Linked DNA regions of Homo sapiens: regions 1 and 3 are each linked to region 2. The links are chromatin contacts, found by Hi-C or POLR2A ChIA-PET in ENCODE. All regions are on one chromosome and are shown on one strand. The core of a region is the stretch at or near the end of the contact, and the rest is flanking DNA. Distances in the headings are between cores, read along the strand shown.

The links. A loop is a pair of places that touch in the nucleus more often than their neighbours do. ChIA-PET counts read pairs that join two places held with the same protein, here RNA polymerase II (POLR2A). Pooled maps may share reads with other maps.
Region 1: a pooled map shows a loop between it and region 2 (5-fold over the local background). The contact joins two enhancer-like sites. A Hi-C loop is called at or near these places in 3 of 168 maps with a recorded cell type or tissue (endothelial cell of umbilical vein, mammary epithelial cell and psoas muscle), 2 of 37 single-sample maps with no recorded cell type and 13 of 50 pooled maps. POLR2A ChIA-PET finds 5 or more read pairs at or near these places in 11 of 52 experiments (AG04450, GM12878, HepG2 and 6 more).
Region 3: a map with no recorded cell type shows a loop between it and region 2 (7-fold over the local background). The contact joins two enhancer-like sites. A Hi-C loop is called at or near these places in 4 of 168 maps with a recorded cell type or tissue (Caco-2, heart left ventricle, mammary epithelial cell and 1 more), 9 of 37 single-sample maps with no recorded cell type and 10 of 50 pooled maps. POLR2A ChIA-PET finds 5 or more read pairs at or near these places in 11 of 52 experiments (BJ, GM12878, H1 and 7 more).

What each region holds. Positions count from the first base shown.
Region 1 is chr6:137,845,581-137,849,811 of GRCh38, reverse strand. All of the region lies in intron 3 of WAKMAR2 (wound and keratinocyte migration associated lncRNA 2), which reads left to right. Among named protein-coding and RNA genes, the nearest start is that of TNFAIP3, 20 kb to the left of the region's middle. Within about 2 kb of position 2,856, at least 5 of the 41 ENCODE cell types and tissues checked have a DNase peak (open chromatin) inside an H3K27ac peak, as active enhancers do.
Region 2 is chr6:137,788,562-137,792,533 of GRCh38, reverse strand. No RefSeq gene overlaps it. Among named protein-coding and RNA genes, the nearest start is that of LINC02539, 52 kb to the right of the region's middle. Within about 2 kb of position 2,038, at least 6 of the 41 ENCODE cell types and tissues checked have a DNase peak (open chromatin) inside an H3K27ac peak, as active enhancers do.
Region 3 is chr6:137,752,232-137,756,810 of GRCh38, reverse strand. No RefSeq gene overlaps it. Among named protein-coding and RNA genes, the nearest start is that of LINC02539, 15 kb to the right of the region's middle. Within about 2 kb of position 2,295, at least 3 of the 41 ENCODE cell types and tissues checked have a DNase peak (open chromatin) inside an H3K27ac peak, as active enhancers do.

The sequences.
Region 1 (4,231 bases), core at 1,607-4,106, 56 kb before region 2:
TTGAACCAGGGCTCCTGAAATTAGTGCCTCTGATTACTTGGATCCTATGAGTCTATAGAAAACTTTGGGTGATTCCCCACATCATGACTGTTGTTTTTTCCCATCAGTAATCTAAAAAGAGTTTTAGACTTTTTTTTTCTGTTTTATCTAGCAATTAAACAGATCTTCTAAAACTGGATTTGGGAAAGGAATTTTTAATAAGGGTATTCCCAACTGCATATACCTCAGAGGATTTGCACTGGAAAATTGGTCTCACTCTATGCCCATATTTGGGAGCTTCCTCATTTGTGAGATCAGATTTCCTGGATATTCCAGAATTGCCTCCACCACGTTTTTTTTTTTATTTTGTTTTTTTTTTTACTTGCAAAAGGGACACGGAACCTTGAAATGTTATGTTACCTTTTCTCAAAGGATAAAGAATGATATATGAACTGCCTATCTTTGTATACAAACTGTGTTCATAAGCTTTGACCACCATCCAGTGTTATTTCTCTTGGTTAAGCAAAATAATCTCACATTCTCTAAATTTTCCAAGGACTTTTTTTCAGCTGATTAGTGACTATGAGCCTGTACATTATTTCCTAAGGAGTTATAGATATGTCTTGGATTCTAGCCCTGCACATAATTAATATTTTTATGAATATAATGATAGTGAGCCCTTAACCACACACACGTAACTAACTGTCATTTGTTACGTAGATTTCCTTTCTGTTTTCTTTTTTATGGATTTAATACATAGAGGTTTTTTTTTTTTTAAATGAAAACTGTTTTCGTTTTATAAGAAATATGCCTTCAGCGATTCAAAGACAGAGCTTGCCTAATTTCTATGGGATATACAGCCAAGAAAATCACTGGAAATAGTTGTTTAAATAAGAGTCACACACAAAAAAGTCCTGAATTGCCTTAAACATACTTTGTAATAATGTCTTCATATGTTATGAGAGTCACTGCAGTCAGTTAGAAAAATACACAGAATACCAGGAATTCCTATCCCTAGTCCAGCCTCACTTGTAAATATCATATGACCTCAAATAACTGACTTGGGAGAGATCCTTATGGCAGTAAATGTATTCTAGAAAGGGATTGTTTATAATTCATCCCAAACATATCCCATTAACTATATACTCGCAGGAGACTAGGGGAAAAAACAAGAAAAGCAATGCTAAAATATATTTTCCAAAATATGTTAAATTTCAGCCGGGCCTGGTGGCTTACGTCTGTAATCCCAGCATTTGGGGAGGCCAAGGCGGTGGATCACATGAGGTCAGGAGTTTCAGACCATCCTGTCTCGAATTCCTGACTCATGGCAAAACCCCATCTCTACTAAAAAATATAAAAATTAGCCAGGCACGGTGGTGGGTGCCTGTAATCCCAGCTACTGGGGAGGCTGAAGCAGGAGAATTGCTTGAACCCAGGAGGTGGAGGTTGCAGTGAGCTGAGATCGCGCCACTGCACTCCAGCCTGGGAGACAGAGTGAGACTCTGTCTCAAAAAAAAAATTAATTAAAATAAAATAAATAAATAGAAACAAAATATATTGAATTTGAAAAGAAATTCTTAAGGTAAAATGATTTCTCAAGGTGTTTGGACATTCAGTAAACAGATAACCTGACCAGCATCATAGTCTGGGGGAAGACAAGGGTGATCTACATTATTTTAGGTTCCCCTTGGTTTGATGAGGAATTTATTATCTATTATGAGACGTGTATAACTCCCAAGAATCTATACTGAACAATCCAGGACAGTATACATTGAGAACTATGTTGTGGTTCTCTGGGGCTATAGGAATTCAAAGGAGCCTAAAACAACTAGGCAAGAAACGGCCAGAGGCTGAAGCTCCAGGGAGGAACTGAGAGTTGAGGTCGGTCTTAAGTGACAGGGACAATGCCCAGTGTGTTCTGGAGAAAGGTGAGGGCCTTCCAAGAAAGGGAGGCACTGTGGGCCAAGTCATGGAGGTGGGAAAATGAGCCCGATAGGTTAATGGAAGCATGAAAGAACTAGCCTTCCATGAGCAGAAGTGAGCCGGGGCCCAGACACATTCTAAAGGCCACTGCAAGTCTGTGGGGGGACTTCAGTTGCAGCAGGGAAGGGAAATGGAGTCTCTGAAAATTTTAAGCATGAGTCCTGTGATAAAAATGGTGTTTAAAGAAGATTGATCTGGCAGCGAGGTACTCCGGGAGAGACTGAGAGATTGTCCTTTGGGTAGCAGCAGCCTATATATTTATATGCTGTAGAGTCTTAATTTGAGAGATTAGCTGTTTCACCATCCAGTGAACCATTTACCTTCACATTCACTTACACATTTAATCTAACATTTTAAATGTATTTCTGGAATATTAGTTCAATATTTTATATCAAAATACCGCATACATTGCATTGTGCCACTTCCAATCCTCACAGACCAAGGGTAGGTAAAAATGCATCAGTGGGTCCTCTATTAGGGACTGAGTTGTATTAATAGACAAGGCAGGTAGGGTGTCTGCCCTCAAAAAGCTTATCCACTGAGATTGGCCATAAGCAAATCATTACACCATACTGAGTTACAATTGTGGTAAATGCTAAGAAGTACTAGGTAATAGGGGGAAGTTTGACAGAGGGTTCTAACACAGACTTAAGGCCCGACGATTTGGGGAAAGTCTTCTTGGGGAAGTGATATTCAAAATGAGATCTGATTGGAGTGGAAGAAGGTAGAGCAGAAGCTGAAGGGTGTTAGAAATTCTGAGAAGAGGAAATTGCACTTGTGAGGGCCCTGGGGTGAAACAAAGTCCAGGGCATTCAAGGAACTGAAAGAAGGCCCACTGGGCTGGAGTGGGGAGGCTGGACCAGGGCCGCAGGAAGAGAGGCTGGCGGGAGGCAGATGGCACCCGGCCTCATAGACCGCAGGAAGGGCTTTCAGGATATATCTCCATCTTCCTCAGAGGGTGCCCTCCACCCTCCCCTGCCATGAGTCACAGTGACTTCCTCATCCATGCTTACTGTCCTCTCTGATCAAATTCTCAAATCTAACTTCAGACACTACCCGAGCCACATTAGTGCAAGTAGCCCCCTTGGAGCACAGCCACATCTTAGAACTCAAGGTCAACTGAAAGCACTCTACCTCTGGCATCCTACATGTTGCGATTCTCTATCCTGACCATAGCCACTTATCCCTACGTCTCCCACTGAACTTCTGTTTGACCTCAGAAACACCTTCTGTTCCCTTCACTGTCCCGGAACTCTTTACTAGGCTTTCCTCTGGCTCCTCATCTATCCTGGCACAGAGCTCAAGCTCAGTGACATTGAGCTGCACCGTCACTGGTGCCTGATAGTTCTCTTTCTGCTTGACCTTCTACCACTCTCACATTCCCGCACTTTGCTCTAGAGGAAAGATGAACCTGTTTTCTCTGCTTCACTCCTAAGCTCTGCTGGGAAGCTTAGGTCACCTCCTGGTGATGTTACTACTGATTCATGCGGCTAACTTCAACTTGACCCTCGTACCATTTGATAACCACTTATGATTGATTGTTTATTTCATTCCTCTTAACCACTTTTACATTTCAAACTTTATCATCCTAACTCCCAACTAGGTTCCCCCTCTACATTTGTTTTCTATCTTAGGGATGGGCACTCCATCCTTGATTTCCCCATGCCACGAACCCGGGAGTCTTCTGGACTCCTCCTTCCTCACCCTTACATTCAGACGGAAGCCAAATCTCATTAATTGTATCAATTAAGCCCCTCTCTTTTCAGTTTCCTTTTCTCTATCCAATAGTTGTTTCCCAAACTCAAACTGTCATTGCTTTTCTTGCTTCTCATCAGGAATTCTTCCAATTCTTCCTCCACATGGCCTCAGATGTGAAATCTTTGATTTAAACTCATCAATGACTTCCATTCCTGTAGGAGGAAAGTCCAGCCTCCTTATACAGAAAACAGGACCTCTGTAGCCTGGCCGTCACTCACCTCTCCAATTTTTTTGCCCAGGCATGCCACCTCCTTCTCCTACCCCAATTCTCCCCTTGAACCTTACACACTAGCGGTTCAAACTTGCCCTCCCTCTAACCCACTATGCTACTGGCTGCCTCTGGACATGGTGCTCCCTCTGGCCAGAGTGTTCCCACCCAGGTTACTCTTTACATACTTGAAATATTTGCGATTCAGTACACAAGTTACAAGAAGCCTCCTCTGAACCGCCTTCCCTCCCTCCTCCATAGGTTGTCCTGATCACTCCTTCCTCTGTGCTCCACTCCACCCAG
Region 2 (3,972 bases), core at 789-3,288:
CTGCTTCTGGTGAGATGAAGCTCTCAAGAGTAATGTTTGTAAAATACAGAGTAAACTTATTTTAAAAATTACCAATACTTTTACAACTGTAGGAAAAAAGTTTCTGGGGAGTTTGAGCTTAAGAGGAACTTCTATCCCCCGTCCCAACCCTCCCACCCAGTTTCTCTATCTAGATCAGAGAGGGGGTACACACACTATAAATGTGGGATTTATATTCTAAGTTTTTCCATCTTGCCGTGTATCAAGAGGTGGCAATAGGTCAAAGAGTACGTTAAGTTGTTTCACTTTGACAGTTGGCAGAAACTACTATGTCTACCTTCAAATTAAACTTGAAAACAAATTTTAAAATATGTCCAAAATCATGGTTGATTGGCTTGGCCATTTTCTAGCAACTTTTCTTCATTTCTGGACAAGTACCAGTGCCATGCTTGTGTATTTTGCCCTGGTGCCATGAGGACACTTGAGCCGAGCACAGCCAGTTTTTATTCCTGAACAGTGCATAAGAGCACTCTAGCAGCGAGTGTTAACCACACACATCTTAAATAGGATTTGGCTTGCAATGTGATTCTGACCTGATAACAGGCATCAATCCTATAAGGTTCTTCATCTGTTATATAACTCAAGTCAGCCTCATTCTTGATAATGTGACTCTGGTTGTGACATTCATCTATTCTCCCCAGAGATTTCACTTGGATTTTCTTGGCTAGCATTTGTGGGAGCAAAAGAAACTCTGCTGCAGTGAAAGAAAATGCATTTATGTTTTAGATTAACATTAGAGTCTTGAGTTTTTAGACCTAACGTGTAAGTTGTTTGTCTGCCTGTCTCTATCCAGTCCCAAGGACATGTGAGAGGGAATCGGAAATGATTAAAGTGGATTTGGTTGGATCGGTGAGTCAGAGACCTTGGAAGTCAAGTTCAAATCCCCAACAGGAAGCTGTAGATGGGCAAGGAGGAGACACCTCTCAGTAGATATCTCTGCATTGCTTGTCTGTCTATGGGGTGGGCATTGTCTACTCTAGATTCATCCTCAGGCAAGGAGGCTAATGTTTCTCATATGACACAGTCACATCCTAACCCTTGAAGATTGGAAAAAACAATGCATAGCTTTTTTGGTTTGGGGCACTATTATTGAATGTTTAATATTTGACATCATCAACTTGAGTACTAAAGTGTATGGATCAAAGGGCTGGATGTGGTGTATTCTAGTATAGTACATAACCTCCCGTAAGCTGCAGGTTGAGAAAACAAGAAGTACTCTGACTTCTGCCAAGCTCAATCATTTGTAACATCCAGCGAAAAAGGATGGTATGTGAATGCAACTTTGGAATATCATGGGCAACTACTTAAAAGAAGTAACTTGTGAAGAAGGTGCTTAACAGGAGAAGTTAGGCAGCTTCTGGGCTTTACAAACAGTGCTATATGGAAAAATGAACAGAAGCAACACTGAACAGACATTGGTGAAGCAGAGCCCCAGCAATTTCCACAGCCTGCACGTGCCTATAGCGGCAGAAAACACAGACGTCCAGTCCTGGAAGAAGCCAAGCTCAGGCCATGTCTTCTGGAAGGGATGATTCTGGGCAGATTGCCTGGCCCACTAGGCTTAGCATTGGTTTGCTGAGCAAGAGGTTTGGTCCCAGAAGAGATGACCAATGAAACGCAATAAAGTCTGTTATCCTTTGCCCTGGGGCCAAGGCTTAAAGAAAGCTGTGCCATCTTTCAAAGTAGGAAACCAAGCACCTTCTGGGATAGTTTGTGGGGCCCCTCCACCTTCCATTCTGTTTCACATTGCTTGCAGCAGCCCCACATCCTCTCAGGCCGCCAGCTGTAGAGGAACTGTCAGGCTTCCAAAAACTAGTTCAGATTGGGTCTGAATTCCCCCAGGAAGTACAGCCTGTGTGTGTGTGTGTGTGTGTGTGTGTGTGTGTGTGTGTGTGTGTGTGTGTATGAGGGGTGGGGTGGGGAGGAGGCGACTATTACCCATCATTTGCCTGAAAGACCTAGTTCCTGGAAAAAACCCCGAGGAAGTAGGTGGCCTGTTGTTAGGGAACTTGGAGAGAGATAAACTCACTTTGTTGTGGAGCATTAGGTTGTAAATTACTCATTGGCAGAGAACATGCCTTCAGTTCTCAGTGCCAATGCATTTAAGGTAGACGATGCAGAAGGCTACAGATTTTCTTATTGTTGACCGAATTTTGTTGTTGAAAATAAATATACAATGAAGGCTCTCTCACTACCACCATCACCACACACACACACACACACACACACCTGAACACAAACAGGCATCACTGTAAACAAGTGCACGCCACCTCCCCCTACCCCCATACCACCATCCACACTCTTGGTTCACAAGAATCCAAGGTTACATAAACATATTCTTCAAATTCACATTTTGGGATTCCTCATGTTTTATTTTATTTTCAATTAAATGCACCCATGTTAAATGTACAATTCAGCAAGTTTTAACAAATACAGGCACCAAGTAACCACCATAACAAACAAAATATAGAACATTTCCATCACCCTAAAATGTTTCCTCATGCCCTTTGATAGTCAATCCTCTCAGCTCCCCCCAGGTACCAGGCAGCCACTAATCCACTTTCAATCAATACAGATTAGATTTTCCCATTCCAGATTTTCACAGAAATAGAATTATGCAGGTTATCACAGACACCTTTTGGTGTCTGGCTTTTCTTTACACAGCATAATGTTTTCAAAATGTTAAGATTTATGTTGTTGCATAAACTTGTAGTTTATTCCTTTTTTTTTTTTTTTTTGAGCTGGAGTCTCGCTCTGTTGCCCAGGCTGAAGTGCAGTGGTGCAACCTCGGCTCACTGCAAGCTCCACCTCCCAGGTTCTTCTCCTGCCTCAGCCTCCCGGGTAGCTGGGACTACAGGTGCCCGCCACCATGCCCAGCTAATTTTTTGTATTTTTAGTAGAGATGGGGTTTCACCATGTTAGCCAGGGTGGTCTCGGCCTCCTGACCTCGTGATCCACCCACCTCGGCCTCCCAAAGTGCTGGGATTCAGGCATGAGTCACCACGCCCTGCCAGTTTATTCTTTTTTACTGCAGAGTAGTGGCTTGCCATTGAATGGATATACCACAATTTATTTTTCCATTTACCCCTTGATGACTATTTGTCTTGTTTTTAGCTTGGGTTATAATGAATAGGTACCAATCTTTGCATGGGAATATGTTTTCATTTCTTTTACATACATCTTAGGAATACTATTGCTGTGTCATTTGATTTCATTTATTTTTCTCTGTTGTTTATGCATTATTCTATACATTAATTTCTGCTCTTTATGATTTCCTTTCTTCAGGTTCAGTTTGCTCTTCTTTTTGTAGCTTTAAGGTGAAACCTTGGATGATTGACTTCAAAATGTTCCTTTTTTTTTGAGATGGAGTCTCGCTCTGTTGCCTAGGCTGGAGTGCAGTGGTGCGATCTCAGCTCACTGCAAGCTCTGCCTCCTGGGTTCCTGCCATTCTCCTGCCTCAACCTCCCAAGTAGCTGGGACTACAGGTGCCTGCCACCCCTCCCGGCTATTTTTTTTTTGTATTTTTAGTAGAGACGGGGTTTCACCGTGTTAGCCAGGATGGTCTTGATCTCCTGACCTCGTGATCCGCCCGCCTCAGCCTCCCAAAGTGCTGGGAGGGATTTTCTTTTCTAAAGTAAGTGTGCAGGACTTTGATTTTTCCATTAAAGAACTTTGATGCACCTCACGAATTTTTATATATACCTCGCAAGGCAATCCTTGTTTTACCTAGTAGGAAAGAACCATGAAAACGATGATGCTAGCTGAAATCATGCAAAGTGATCTTAATAATAAATAGAAAAAAATTACAACTGTTCTGTGACCTTTACGTTTTTTATCATGACATTAAAAACTCTTATTATCTTTTATAAATGTATCGGAAAATGAAAAAAATGGTGAAATTTTTTAATACCATAATTTAAAATATTAGAAACA
Region 3 (4,579 bases), core at 1,046-3,545, 36 kb after region 2:
CAACTGAATCATTTCTTGCTTCTATCAGATTTTGATGCCCACAGAGAAATTAAGTTTTTTTTGTTTTTTCTTTAACTGAATCAACTTTTGTGTGTTGATAGAGGTAACTTAAGAGTTATTTAAATAAAAGTTTTTGAGAATACTTAATTCCATAAAAAATAGTGAATATCACTTTCTAATAGTGTCAAGCTTTTTCTTTTCGATTTGGTAAAACTGAATTGGATATTTTGTATAATGTAAGTTTACATTACACTTTATATAAATACAATTTTCTTTTTTTTTTTCTTTTCTTTTTTTTTTTCGTTTTGGAGACAGAGTCTTGCTCTGTCGCCAGGCTGGAGTACAGTGGTGCAATCTCAGCTCACTGCAACCTCTGCCTCCCGGGTTCAAGCGATTCGCCCGCCTCAGTCTCCTGAGTAGCTGGGACTACAAGCGCACACCACCACGCCTGGCTAATTTTTTGTATTTTAGTAAAGACGGGGTTTCACCTTGTTGGTCAAGATGGTCTCGATCTCCTGACTTCATGATCTGCCCACCTCAGTTTCCCAAAGTTCTGGGATTGAAGGCATTATCTCCCAGGTGTGGTCCTGATTTCCAGTCTGTATGTCTAACTGTCTACTTGGAATGTCCACTTAGATGTCTGACCATCTTTACCCCATCAATCCCAAACCATCTCTCCACTGCTCTTCCTTATCTTAGCAAATGACATTGCCTTACCTATCAGCCTATGGCTCAGGTCTAACATCTGGGAATCATCTCTGATCTCTTTCTTCCCTCATATCTAATTCTTTGGGAAGTCCTGTCCTCTCTGCCTCCAAAATATATCCCCAATCCAACCACATCTCACCTGCTCCATCGCTGAGGATCACCTGAGCAACCTTTCACCTGAATGACTCCCACAGTGTCCTACCTGGTCTGCCTGCTTCCAGCCTTTCTCCACCCGTGAGAACTCACCTTCATTCTTCATACAGCACACAGAATAGTCTTTCTGAAAATTACATTTCATCATATGACTCTCCTGCTTAAAACCCTCCCATCATTTCCCATTGTAATTAAAATAAAATCTAAGCTCAATTTGGGCCTTCAAGGGCTTACTTGAATTGACTCCACCAATACCTAGGACCTAGCCTATACCCTCCTCTGCCACTCATAACATGCCACTTATAACACTTCTTTCGTGTCCCTCATTGGCTTTTCTTTGTCTCTGGAAACGTTAAATTTGTTCTGGTCCCAAGGCCTTTGCTGTTTGCCACTCCCTCTGGCTGGAGTCCTTGTTCACAAGATCTTAACCCACTCTGACTTCCTTTCCATCAATCAGCACTCAGACAAAATGTCATCTCCTAAGAGAGGCCTTCTGAGGAGGCAGTTGGAGAAGTCCAACTGCTTAGCTAGAGGAGCTAGCCCTTGCCCCAAGATACTCTCTACCTTATTACTATTGTATTTTTTCAATAGAATATCACTTTCAGATCTCTCTCCTCTCCCTCCTTTCCTTCTTTCCTCCTCCCACCCTTTCTTCTTTCTCTGCTTACTTGCTGGCTATTTGCTCCCATCACAGCATAAACCTCATTAAAACAAAGATTTCTTTCATTCATTAGTCTAATTTTGGCACCTAGAATACTGCCTGAATTATTATAGGGGCTTGATTAATAAATACTATTTATTGAGTGCCTCCTGTGTGGCAGGCACTGTAGTAGATTCATTAGATGCCTATGGCTATTTCTCACTACAAACTTTCTAAGCTTTGGGTATGAATAAGTTGAAGCACAGAGAGGTCATGAGACATAGCTAGTGAATAGGAAGCTGAGTTGAATTCAGAAGGTTTGCCTGATTTTAAAATCCATGCTTTTTTCTGTGATTCAACCTGCTTCAATTTGCTTGATTTTCAGGCTCCACATGTGTGGTTAAGCATCCTTGTGTTTGTCTTTCACATTTGACTTTTGCCAAGTGATGGCTTTCATACAGCTACTGGTATCAGGTGTCTTCTGCTATCAACATAAACCTATTTTATAATCTTTAAGATTATTTTGCTTTATAACTACAGCATTTTAATTGAATACAATAAAATTGATATTAATTAGTGCTATTGAAATGAATTTTCTCTGAGATGTTAGTACATATAGACAGACAAGAGTATTTAGTAGTTTCAACTTCCTCAGTCAATTTCTTTGTGACTTACTCTGTGACAGTAATTATACCCGCTGGTATATTTCCTTCCTCTTTTCTCCAAATAGTTTTTCGTTTTCTATTTCAATTTATATAGAATATCAACTTATAGACCTCAGATCCTTTTTGAAAGTGGGTGTGGGTAATGTGGGGGGGTGGTTGGAAGTATAAGCCAGAAATGAATTTTGTATTTGGAACTGCTGTAGCCATGAGTGATAACCTCCTGAACATCTTAAAGACAATCATGGGAGTGAGGGGAGAGCTTGTGGTGAATCGGGAGAAGATGGGGAGAACATGGGGTTGACTGGATTGAGGGCAGGTATTCCTGACTAGGGCCTCACGTACTAGCTGTATTTTTATATCTCTACTTGATGGGGCAAATCTGAATACTGGTGAGAATTACCCTGGAGCAGTGGGGAATAGTGTAGACTCCACCAACAGACCTCCTCCCTCCCCATACCTTGATCTCAGACACCCACAAACTCCCCAGCATCTTCCTAACCTCCCCATCCCTGCATGGGGTGTGTGGATGATGCCCAGAAGCCCAGGCTCCGGGCTGTCTGATGGTGCCTGAATTAGCTGTTGTATCTCTTATGGGAGAGGTCACCTGAGAATTCAGAAGAGAGGGACCATGGAAGAACTAAGACTTACCTATCAAGGTGTGGAATGAAACTAAGATGGCATACCAAGGGCTGCCCAGGAGCCCCCTCCTCCAGCTTCCTTATCCTACAGCTGACCCAGTCCCTTCTCCTTTCTTCATCCTTTTTTATCCTCAGCTTCTTGGCACCAGCTCACACATTCCTTTCCTTGGTCGCCCTGAGGATCCTGTGCACTTCCTGTGCCCTCTCCACCCTGTTCACCCCTCAGCCTGTCCTGCCTCTTCCAGGTTTCCTGTGGCTCTGGGGCCTGGCATCTCTGGCCCTGCCTCATGCCAGCAGTGTGGGAAAGGGGATCAATTGGCTTATCTGCACTCTCTCACGGGAAGTCCGCTCTTCTATTTAAGCCACACCACTCCACTCTTCTATTTAAGCCACACCACTCCTATCCCCTCCATTAGACTTGAAGAAAATCAGAAAGTAGTTCTCTACCATCAACAACACCCCCTTCTCCCACCAAATGCTTGAGGATTGCTAATGTGACTCTTTAGTGTTTGTAGCCCAAGCAATTTAATTTCATGCATAAGGTACTTGCAATGGCTACCATGCAAAACAAAACAGAAGTATGAGCAGTTCCCTGCCTCTTCTTTATGGTTTCAAAGAAATCTCAACCCCTTAAAATTTACCTATACTTGATTGATTCTCAATCTATAAGAATAGAAAGTCTGCACTATCCAAAACTTCCAAACAATTAAATTACGCTCAGAAAAGTTTTTCTTTTTTTCCCACAGGCAGTTAAATAAACACTCAACAAAAACATTTAACTACTTTTGTCCATATCTGTTAAAGGTAAAGGTCAATATGTATTAATCTGCTATGTGGAAATTTTACATGAACAATTTTAGTCTCTATGTAGTAATTTTAAATTTTACAATGTTTATTTAGTTCCAAAAGGGGAAAACTAAACCAAGTTGCTAAAAGGCTAACCAAAAAAAAGGTAAAAATTACCATGATTAAGTTTTCAAGTATCTAGATATATCAGGTGACAGGTTTTTAGGGATTAAATTTTATGCAAGTAAGGACACTTTGATATTTCACATATCTTGACTATTCTTATGGTATAACAGTACCATCAATATTCTGTGAATGAAGGCAATTTATTAATTATATAAAACAGGGCTATATTCTGTCAGTACAACTTCTTTATTGTACCAAAACACAATTTCTCTCAGCAAATCTAGAGCACATTCTGGCATGTCAGCCTGCTTTTCTTCATACCCTTACGTGACGTGCATTTCCTTAGACAGTGAATATTCCTTGAAAACGTGATTTGTGATGATGGCAGATTACGTGATCAAATGCTGTTTCATGATTTTCTTGATGACATCCCATCAGATTTTGGTTGTTTCTTATTTTCCCACATTAAAAAAAAATGGAGCATTAACATTATTTGAGCTCAAAATCTATTTTCTCCTGGCCTGAAAGTGCAAGGATTGGTATCAAGTTGAGACGGAGTTGAAATGCTAGTGTTGGACACTTGAGTCCTGTCGTGTTTGTCATGTGGAAGGCATGGGGAGTTTTTAGGTTTCAGGTTTCCTGTCAGCCTTGGCTGCTGTTTCTTCCCCTCCTGGCCTGAAGCTGGGCCACCTGACCACAACTGGGCCAGGAAAGGTGGAAACCCAGCTAGTCTCGCAGTGGCCAGGACCATGCTGGAGATGAGGTTCGGCATGCCTCCTGGGCTGTTCTTCGCTCTTGGCCTCCTTTTCCTTTTGGATTACTGGCCTCTCACTTCCTTAGATCAGTCCCCATTGGATATTACA